2 separate regions of the Homo sapiens genome follow, and region 1 is linked to region 2. A link is a loop called in an ENCODE intact Hi-C map of the cell type or tissue named here. Cell type or tissue: heart right ventricle. All regions are shown on one strand. Links, peaks and the distances in the headings refer to the core of each region. The heading gives the core; the rest is flanking DNA. Region 1 has its middle 7.9 kb from the start of LINC02273. Region 2 has its middle 62 kb from the start of LINC02273.

Region 1 (5,380 bases), core at 97-5,096, 54 kb after region 2:
TAATGATCCCTTGCCCTTCCTGTTCAGGGGTAGATACTGAATCTTTCACCATGGCCATGCAAGAAGGGGAACTCTATTTGAGAAAGTAAATGCTTTAAGGGCAATATTTCCATAAGGTTTTTTTCTTTGTTTGTTTGTTTTGTTTTGTTTTGTTTTCTGAGATGGAGTCTTGCTCCGTCACCCAGGCTGGAGTGCAGTGGCGTGATCTCGGTTCACTGCAACCTCCACTTCCCGGGTTCAAGCAATTCTCCTGCCTCAGCCTGCCAAGTAGCTGAGATTACAGGCATGTGCCACCTCGCCCAGCTAATTTTTGTATTTTTAGCAGAGACGGGGTTTCACCGTGTTGGCTAGGCTGGTCTTGAACTCCTGACCTGGTGATCCGCCCGCCTCGGCCTCCCAAAGTGCTGGGATTACAGGCATGAACCACTGCGTGCAGCTCTCCATAAGGTATTTAAGATTGCTCCCCACTTTCCAAACGTTAACTAAGTCACTCCGCTAAATGCACAAGCACATTGGCGGTTGCCAATTGCTCCCAGGCCTGGTCACTGCCTGCGCTAACTAGCTCTCTCTAACTGTGTAAGAGGCTTTGAGTGTAAAATGTACAGGCAACAGAAAAGATAGGCCTGGGGTGAGTCACTGTCAAGAGCCCTGGTGGCAAAGCCCCTCCTCCTTTCATCTCTTTAGGGATGTAAGAAATGCTTGACATGCAATGATGTCTGTTTTGCCTCTGCCCCCATGCAGGTAGGAAATGGCTCTAGAATAGCACTGTAGCTCTTTCTGCAATGACGGAAACGGTCTACGCCTGGGCTGTCCAATATGATTACCATCCGGCCACATGTGGCTGTTGAGCATTTGAAATGTGCCCAGTGCAAATGACAGACTGGGTTTTTAAATTTTATTTTATCTTAACTAAAAGTTAAATTAAAGAGCCAAATGCGGCTAGTGTTTACTGAATTACACAGCACAGCTCTGGAAGGTTTACTAACTTTAATCCCAACTCCTGTCCTTTGAACTCAGTAAAGAATGTAAATGTCTCTGGGATTGGAGCCTTTTAGTAATCTAGGGAGCATGGCACCAGAGTCCTACGTGAGGGGTAAGGTCTGATGAGGACTGGAACTAGCCCTGCAGAGGCAGGTACAATAACCAGCAGCTATAGGACCGGCACACACCCTGGTGTCTCTCTGAGCCTGTTTCTTCACTGACTTCCTCACAAGGAATTATGAGAATTAAGCCACTCTAAAAATTTAAGATTGTTTTATAAAGCGATTGTTCTGTTATGGGTCCTGGGGTTTCTAAACAAATGGGAAACCATTTAATGACAAATATATGTAGAATGTTCTATATTCCTCATTCGTTTCTAAATTCATCCCATCTTAAGGCAAGAAGAAAAGCAAGTAGCCTTTTTTGGGCCATATTCCCTATATTTACAATATGAAATCTCAAAGCCATCTATAAGCCTAAGAGGCAGAAGCAGAAACAGTGCCAAGCTCTGAAAATAGCAACCAAAACAGCCAATCAAAGAACCTCGGTTCCATTTCCACAAAGTGGAGTGTTGTGCTGTCGTTTACATAACTTACCTTCATAATTAAAATCACAGGAACAGAGTGATAATTTTATATCAGTTACATGACCTTTAAATGGGAAGGTTAATGAGAAATATAAGAATCTATGTTTTTTTTGTTTTCATATTAAAAAAAATTTTTTTTGAGACAGGGCCTCGCTTTGTCACCCAGGCTGGAGTGCAGTGGCATGATCTTGGCTCAATGCAGCCCTCCCTGGGCTCAAGCGATCTTCCCACCTTAGTCTCCCAGTAGCTGGTACTACAGGCATGCACCACTACACCCTGCTAATTTTTAAAACTTTTTTTGTAGAGATGGGGTCTCACTTTATTGCCCAGGCTGGTCTTGAACTCCTGGGCTCAAGCAGTCCTCCTGCCTCAGCCTCCCAAAGTGCTGAGGTTACAGGCGTGAGCCACTGCACCTAGCCAAGAATCTGTGTTAAAGTGAAAACTTGTCACTGCTACCCAATAGTGATTGATGCTGAGACTAGCCAGAATAAATACAAAACTGTGCACTTCATGAACAAGGCTGGACACTGAAATCGGAAATGTATGTATTAAGCACCTGGCAGGCACAGAAAGGTGCTTTCACTGATGTATCATTTCCTATTTGATCCTTTCAACAAGCCTATGATGTCGCTATTATGATTTCAAGAGAGGTTAAGTAACAAGCCGAAGGTTATAGAGATGGGAAGTAAGAAAGTCAGAAGTCCCATCCAGGCTGCCTCCACTCCATAGCCAAAGCATTTCACACTCAACAACAGAAGATGGCTTGGAATAACATTCAGAAGTTTTTTTTTTTTCTTTAAGTTAAGATTTGTATCCTACTTACTTCCAAAAGACTTGAGGCAGCTTAAAGATTAAAATACAGTGCAAGAGAAGGCATTTAAGGATAACACTCTTGCTGAAGAATGCAAAAGAAATAGATGGTTTTAGACACCTGAGTGGAGCAGATTCTAACACTTGGGCATTTAATTTGGTTCTAACTTTTCTGACAGCTAAGCCAAAAAGAGAAGCATATTGGATTGCACAGAGTTTTGTTTTCCAACAAGGTAAAGCATACATATTCATCTACAGAGACAAAACGTTTTCCTGGTAGGAAACTTAGGTAGAAATTCATCACGTAGGTCCTTGGATAAAGGACACTGAGTGACACAGAGAACCTTACTCTCTTACTCTCATTTGTAAAAGAAGGGGGCCACATTAAGGTCAACTTCCAGTGCAGTGAGTGCATGAAATACTGCTAACGAAAGTTCCGCAAAAGAGTCAGAAACACCATTCAACAGAGCGCTGCTTTTATGGACCCTCTATAAAGACAGAAGACATAATATACTAAAGCACAGCTTAGTGAAGGAATTTCTATAAGGAGCTGAGAGAATATGAGCTGGGACTTTGCTTTATGGAGTCTAGCAGAGCAGAGAATGCCTTAGAGAATATCAATGATGAAGGGTTACCCAGTCATCGGCCCTCAGAGATGCTACACATGCTGGACAATGGGAAGATTATGTGGGTAATGTGGGTGAGGCACCACTATTTGGGGAGTAGGCCTCTACCTACAGGTTCAAAACAAGGTATATAAATGCATATTAAACATTTATAGTCATTCATTTTAAATAATTGAATAACATTCTATGTCAAGCTGTGTACTATGGAGAATAAAAAGAATAGGAGTGTGGTCTCTGCCTCCAGGAAGCTTATAATCTAATACAGGATTTCTCAACCTTGGCTCTGTTAACATTTTGGGCAAGATGCTTCTTTGGTGTGGGGAGCTGTCCTGGGCATTGCAGGGAGTTTACAGCAGCATCTCTGGCTCTACCCATCAGTAGCATCACCGTAGTGTGACAACCAAGAATGCCTCCAGACACTGCCCAGTATGCCCTGTGGTAGAGGTGGGAATCACTCCGGTTGAAATCCACTGATCCATTATGTAAGAGAAAGGGGGAAGAAATGCATGAAGCTGCGAATTTTAGTAATTCTAGTGCAATGGGTGTTAATTATTACAATGATCTAAAGGAAGGAAGTGCTCTCCCAGTGAGAAAAGCAGACATTGAAGAAAAAGGAGGAAGGTAGCTAAGCTGAGCCTTGGATTTGGTTAGGTTCTTGCCAATAGCAGCCTAAGAAAAGGCACGGAGAAGAGGCTGAGAAGCAGGTTGGGAGAGGCATGATCGTTTCTGTGGAGCACACAGGGTGTATGCAAGGGAGAGATCAAGGTCAGGCTGGACGCTTGAGGGCAGAGAGGGGACGGCTCTGAATATCAGGCAACAGACTTGGAGCCTGATTCAGTCATGCAGGGGGAGATTTGAAAGCTTTGTGTAGAGAAGAGAATCCTCTAATCTGCCCAAATAAAATATCAGATATCTGTGTAAAGGCTGGGTCCTATCATCTGCATGTTTGTGTCTCCCCAAATTCATGTTGGATCCTAATCCCCAATGCAATAGTATTATGAGGCGGGGCCTCTAGGATGTAATGAGGTCATGGGGGTGGTGCCGTCAAGAATGGATTAGTGCCCTTACCAAAGAGACTGCAGAGAGGTAGCTTGCCCCGTCCACCATGTGAGGACACAGCGAGGAGGTGCCGTCTATGAGGAAGAGGAACTTCACCAGACGGAATCAGCTGGCATCTTGAGCTTGGACTTCCCAGCCTCCAGAACTATGAACAATACATTTCTGTTGTTTATGAGCACTCAATTTAAGGTATTTGGTTATAGCAACCTGAACAGACTAAGACACTGTGTAACAGGGAGTGGGGAGAGGAGAGAAAATGCAGCAGCCCAGATGAGAGCAGAGAGTGGCAAAGTCAACAGAACATAGGAATGTTACATGGCAGGGAAAACTGAGGGGCAGGGAGGACCCAAAAATCCTGTGGGGATGTGCCTTCCATCAAACACACACAAACTCCCCTCCAGAGGGCTTTAAAAAGACCGCACCATTGCTGCTCTTAAAAGTGTAGGCTTCCCATGAGATGCTCTAAGGAGAGAGAGAAGAGTGGCTTCTGAAGACAAGGGACAGGGACTCCTGTTCTGGTACAGATCGTTTGCATTTGAGATCAACTATCCATGACCACCTGTTAGAACTGCATTGAGAGCTCAACCATTCCTGTGTCCTCAGCCCTGGCTTCATTTCTGTCCTCCTTTGCCAGATTGCCCCAGCCCCTTTCCTTCAAAGAGGAGGCCTCTGAAGCTCTGCTGTGCTGAGGACTATTCTGCAGGGTGAGCACTGAGAAGCCCCTTTCCCCTGCATGATTTCAGGCTTCAATACAGAACACATTTTATAGTCTCTCTGTTCCTTCCAGTCCACTGCTCTGTTGGGGCTGAATAAATATTGACTAGCCTATAAAACATAAGGCCTTTTATTTATACATCCTCCTGCTCCAAGGGCTGTGCTGGATCCCAGCCTCAGAACACACAGTGCATGTGTGGAGGGCTAGGAGCCACCACTGCAGTGCAAACCAGCGGCCACAGCTGTCAGGATGGGGCTGCCTTTTTGGGGTGCAGCCTACAGCAGCAGGTGTGAGGGCTGGCACAGTGGGGCCGTGTCTGCTAGGAATGCTCATTTTATAGCACATGGGAATGCTTTTGGTTGCAAGCAGCAGAGGAGTCCAAGACTGTGGAGTGCTGTGAGGAATCCGGGCTTTTTCTCATTCTTTGCTTTGACGCCCTTAGCTGTTGACTTTCCATCCTTGGTATTGTTATCTCATGGTCCTAAGACAGCTGCTGGAGCTCCAGGCTAGAAGGAAGGGAGGGCATAGCAACCCCCTCTTCACCAAAGCAGTCCTCTTGCCTCAGCCTTCCAATGTGCTGAGGTTACAGGCGTGAGTCACTGC
Region 2 (5,380 bases), core at 175-5,174:
TACATTAACTACACCTTGCTCTAGTGCATCGTTAGATGATCAACCCTTGGTGATGATTGGATACCTGTGTTCATTTATAGTTTGCCTTTGGAGCCAAACCAAGTTGGTGATTTCATTTTCTTTTTCCATGGAGGCCTAGCTTAGTGTTTTGAAAATAAGTTTTTTTAGTTCTGTTTTCATTTTAATTTGCATTTTTATTTTCTCACCATTGTTGAAAAAAATACGCTCCATAGTACATCCTGCTTTCCAACAACCCGCCCCGAGTCCACGCCAGTGATATCTACCAAAAGACACTTCATAAATACTGCTGAGCTGATTGCTGATTTCACTTTAAGAAATTATGTTTTCTCACTTTGGGAGGTCCTCTACTTAATTTACAACTGAGACATGCCAAGTGTTAGTGGAAATCCCCAGTGATTTTAAATAAAAGTGACAATTACCACACATTGGCATTGCAAGATGCCAGGCACTGTGCTAGACCTTTCATCTATTTTATCACAAATTGAATAATCTTGCAAGTGAGGCATTAGTATATCATTTTAGTGATTTGAAATGGAATCTGAAAATAACTACAGGATATACCAAGGTCACATAGCCAGGGATTGGTGGAGCCAAGATTCTGACTCAGACCTGACTGGCTCCAAAGCCTGTTCTTGATCCATTTGTTTCCCAAATGTGTGTTTCTCAGTTATCTTATGTCTGCTTGTTCCTTTCTCTTTCTTTCCTTCGATGCCAATTTTACTGGCTCTACACATTGACTGGTTAAGACAGTGTACCCTGAATTCAACCAGGACCACTTAATTTTAACAGAGGAAACAGAACTCAGTCTTTTCAGTGCAGGGAGTTGAGGCCCACCTTGATGGGTATTAGAATATACAAATATTTACATAATTCCTCTGGCAAACATATGAGCATGCAATCCTCACTATTAATGAACAACAGCAAAGGCATCACCTATTGGCCTCCTTTGAATCCATCTGGCTCACAGTGAAAGCTGATGGATTTAAAAATTCTTGAGGTCAGCCAGGCGTGGTGGCTCACGCCTGTAATCTCAGCACTTTGGGAGGCTGAGGCAGGTGGATCACCTGAGGTCAGGAGTTCAAGACCAGCCTGACCAACATGGTGAAACCCCATCTCTACTAAAAATACAAAAATTAGCTGGGTGTGGTGGTGGACGCCTGTAATCCCAGCTACTTGGGAGGCTGAGGCAGGAGAATCGCTTGAACTTGGGAGGTGGAGTTTGTAGTAGGCTGAGATTGTGCCACTGCATTCCAGCCTAGACAACAGAGTGAGACTCCATTTCAAAAAAAAAAAAAAAAATCTTGAGGTCAGATGCTATATTAAAAAAGAACTTTGCTACCACATCCTTACCTCATGCCTTGCACAGGCCTGAAACTTGAGATATGTACATTGAATGAATGCTGAGTTAGCATGTTTACATTTGAACACAAGTTCTATTAAAAATGAGTGCCCACCCTAAGTAACTAAGAGCAAGTTGACCACAGGCTAATACAACTTATTTTACTTGGAGGCAAGCTTGAGTATGGAGAAGAGTGGAAGAGGCACGGATTGGTTTTTATGAGGTGGTCATTTTAAGGTTTACTGAATTGCAACAAATATGTTGGTCATGTTTCAGGCCTACAGACATTTGGCACTCAGTCTAGTTCCCCTTCTTCCTTCGGGCAAGTTTCTGAACTCTTTGGGAATGAAAACCTGCCTAAGGGCTTGAGTTGGTGCTGTGAGTCCCAGTCGGGCTAAAAGGACTGGCTCTGAAATTTAGGTTAAAATCTTGACCCCATCACCAGCTAGCTCTATGGCTTTGGGCAAGGGGCTCAGGTTGGCACATTTTTCTCAGCACAGAAATAATATTACCACTACCACAGGATTATTTAGTGAATAGCCCCTGTAAGTGAATCCTGTAAGGTATTCAGCATAGTCCTTGGCACTTAAGAAGTGCTTAGTGACTGTGAGCCACTTCTTCCATCGCCTCTGTGTATTGAACTGGACTTTTCATCCTGGCCCCTCACTAAGATTTTAACTCATCTAGTAAAGGAAGCCTTCTGCCCTGGGTGCTGGGATTGGCACCATAAAGAATGGGTCTTGCCCTTGAGGAGCTGAGAGTTTATTTTCAGCATTTAAATATTTAGACTCACAAGACGTTGAGCAAGTGATTTCACCTCTCTGTGCCTGAGTGTGTGGAAGGTGAACAGTAAGCAACCTTCCAACCCAATGTGTCCATGAGTCTTAATGTTGGCTGGAACTCAGCTACAGACAGAAGGAAAGAATGATTAGTCACTATGCTGGTAAACATAGCAAGGTTATCTCCTTTTATTAATAGACTAGGCTACGCAAGTCACAAAAATAGGGTAGCTTCAAAACTTAAATTCTTGGAATTTTAGTTTCTGTTGCATCTGATGAAACGTGAAAAGGGACTTGTGTTGTGTATGGACTTTGTAAAATGATCTTCTATCTCTTGGTGCAAATCAATTACTTATTAGTTTTTATTGCCAAGGAAAGGAAAATATATTACCATTCATTTTAGTCTTTTTCTTATCGATTCTGTGAGCACAGTGATAGTTGTTTAAAGAAAAATGATTACATTTATTTGTTCACTACAAAAGACCTATACCACATTATAGAAAATTCAAAAAGGGAAAAATCAGAAGAAAAAAGAGCTTTCCACACTAGTCAGCAACTGTTGGTGTTTAAGTGTTCTTTCATTTTTCTTCTGAATATTTTTGCATCGAGTATTGCATTTTCACTAAACACTAAGTAATAAACATTTACCATATTCGTACATGGATTTTATAATGATTTTGAATTGTAGAATAATATTCCCATGAGGGACATCTGGTTCCTTTGACCATTTTCCTACTCTTGTCTTGTTAGAAGGCAGCAGAGCAGGGTTTCCATGGGATGTGGTACCAGGGCTGGGTTGAGACGTGGCTCTCTCATTTCCTAGCAGTGTGACCTCGGTTAGGCCACTGAATCTCTCCAGGCCTAGATGTCCTCATCTAGGAAAATACAGGCTATATTAGTTCCAATCTCGTCAGGTCATTGTGAAGACTACATGAGATCATGTACGTAGAAAGCTCACGAGTATCTGGAACGTCGTCGAGTTTGCTGATGTTAGTGGCTGCTGCTACGTAGCCTACATTCCAATCTGACGACTGGTTTGATTTTTATAAACATCCTCCAAGAAAATGCACGTGGAATACCAGGCCATGTCATTTCATCTCTCATGTCACTTTATCTTTTGAGATCCTCATTTGCAAAGTGAGATGGTCAGACTATACAGTGTGACCCCAAAGGCCCCCTTCCACCTCCAACGACGGTGATTCTTGGCTTATGCTAAAAGCAGCTATAACCACTGCAGGGAAATGACCTATGGAAACCACAGCCTTGCCCATGAAGAAGGAAACCTGCAAGGGCCTGAGGGCTTGTGCACATCAGTTTATCTTTTAGTCCAGATAAACATTTGACATTTGTTCCGACACCTTCCTTCCAAGGGCTTCTCACAGTTCAGTCTGTGTGCTTCTCAGATCTCCATTTTTCAAATGGGTTCAGCAGCCGGTGCGCTCATCCAAAGTTTTATTTATCCATTCCACATTTCTAATGTCGCTTCGCTGCTGTGATCATTTTCCTATGTGGTCATTTAAGGAAGATAAATTGAACTGCAAATCTCAGTAGAATAGGCATTGCTCTTAGTCATTCCCCAAGGGACAGAGAAGATTTTTCTCACTCTTAGCACCACCTGCTTGTGCTCTCCCTATAATCTCCCAAGAGGAGTTTTTAATTAAAAAAAAATTATTTGGACAGCAGAGTAGTTGGGTGAGTTGCCTCCCTGGTCCATGCACTGTTACCCCTAACATTCAGACTTCTCAGATCCCAAAACCAGGTGCTGAAAGGGACTGAACTAATCTCACCTTAGGATCAGAGGTGCCCCTGCCAAGAAGCAGATGTCATTAGCATAGAACTGACAGCCACAAAAGCTTCCCACCCACCACCTCTGGCCTTCTGTTCCCAGAAAATTTCAGTGGCGTCAGCTTTCCCATCCAGAGAGCCTCTCCAGTGGGCACATTAGACAGGAAACATTAGGATGGAGAAGAAGCCTGGCACACAGGGACATCCACTGGGATGCAGAATACAGCGTGAGTTTTTGTTTCTTTGGTGTTTTCGGCTTTTTTTTTTTTTTTTTTTCCAAATGGAGTCTCGTTCTGTTGCCCAGGCCGGAGTGTAGTGGTGTGATCTCGGCTCACTGCAGCTGCAGCCTTTGCCTCCGGGGCTCAAGCGATTCTTTTGCCTCAGCCTCCTGAGTAACTGGGATTACAGGTGCCCACCACCACACTTGGCTAATTTTTGAATTTTTAGTAGAGACAGGGTTTCTCCATGTTGGCCAGGCTGGTTTCAAACCTCTGGCCTCAAGTGATCTGCCTCCCAAAGTGATGGGATTACAGGCATGAGCCACCGCACCCAGTCCAGCATGAGTATTAAGGTTAAGTATGTGGGCTCTGGATCCAGGCTGCCTAGATTTGAATCCTTGCACTGTTTATTCTGCGTGACCTTAGGTAGGTTATTTAACCTCTCTGTGCCTCCATTTCCAAAATGAGAATAATATTAATAGAAGAGCTTTTCATAAGGCATGTGAGGATTACATGAGTTAGCACATGTAAAAAAACATAAAACATGCCTGGCATATCCCAAAGGTGTGGTAAACAGGAGCTCACACCATGAGTGATTGAGGACTATGTGCTCAATGAGTGAATCCCATCCTTTCTGTAAGGGGCAGTCAGTAGTAGTAGGAAGAGTGTGGGTTTTAAGGAAAGACCTGAGTTTGCATATCACCTCCAGTTTGTGTTTAACTTTAAATAAATTCTAGACTTCCCATACCCTCAGTGTCCTCATCTGTTAAATGGGAACACTTTCTCTACCTTCGAGGCTGACTGTGAGGACTAAATGGAAGTATGTATTTTAAAGGCTCAACACAGTGCCTAGCACATAATCAGCTTCTGAACATGTGAGCTCCTGACACAGCCCAGCTCAAAACAGGAGCCAGGGTCTCCCCAGGGTTTTTAGAGGCAAGCACTGTTTCATTTATTCCTAGTGTTTGCTTTATTGCTGCCAACCTAGTCTTCACAGTTCCTGGGGTTTGGGTCATCAAAGCCATTTTAAAAGTCTCTATTTTCCTCCAGCGTCTCCCTCCTGGTGGAGAGATGCCTGCCACCTGCTCGGGTAGCCTGTGTGTTTTTGGGTCACACTGCAGGTTTCCAGTGCCTTGGTTGCTTTGCTCTTTTACAAACCAACCACCAAGAGCCCTTTCACTTCCCCACCGCCCCCACCCACCAGCTACAGTCCATCTTACCTTTACTACTGAGACAAA

The links. Hi-C counts contacts between places; a loop is a spot of excess contacts. Peaks named below come from ENCODE experiments on the same cell type or tissue, not always from the same donor. Only the 100,000 strongest peaks of a DNase experiment are listed, where the experiment ranks them.
Region 1: it touches region 2 in a loop (2.6-fold over the local background); 6 of 110 quality-filtered maps call a loop at or near these places.

The regions. Positions count from the first base shown.
Region 1 is chr4:152,090,136-152,095,515 of GRCh38, forward strand. No RefSeq gene overlaps it. Among named protein-coding and RNA genes, the nearest start is that of LINC02273, 7.9 kb to the right of the region's middle. In heart right ventricle, for the core only: no CTCF peak of the experiment used is centred there; no DNase peak of the experiment used is centred there; H3K27ac peaks cover 1,914 bases.
Region 2 is chr4:152,036,206-152,041,585 of GRCh38, forward strand. No RefSeq gene overlaps it. Among named protein-coding and RNA genes, the nearest start is that of LINC02273, 62 kb to the right of the region's middle. RefSeq lists a silencer at 5,277-5,356. In heart right ventricle, for the core only: no CTCF peak of the experiment used is centred there; a DNase peak (open chromatin) is centred at 3,036; H3K27ac peaks cover 4,923 bases.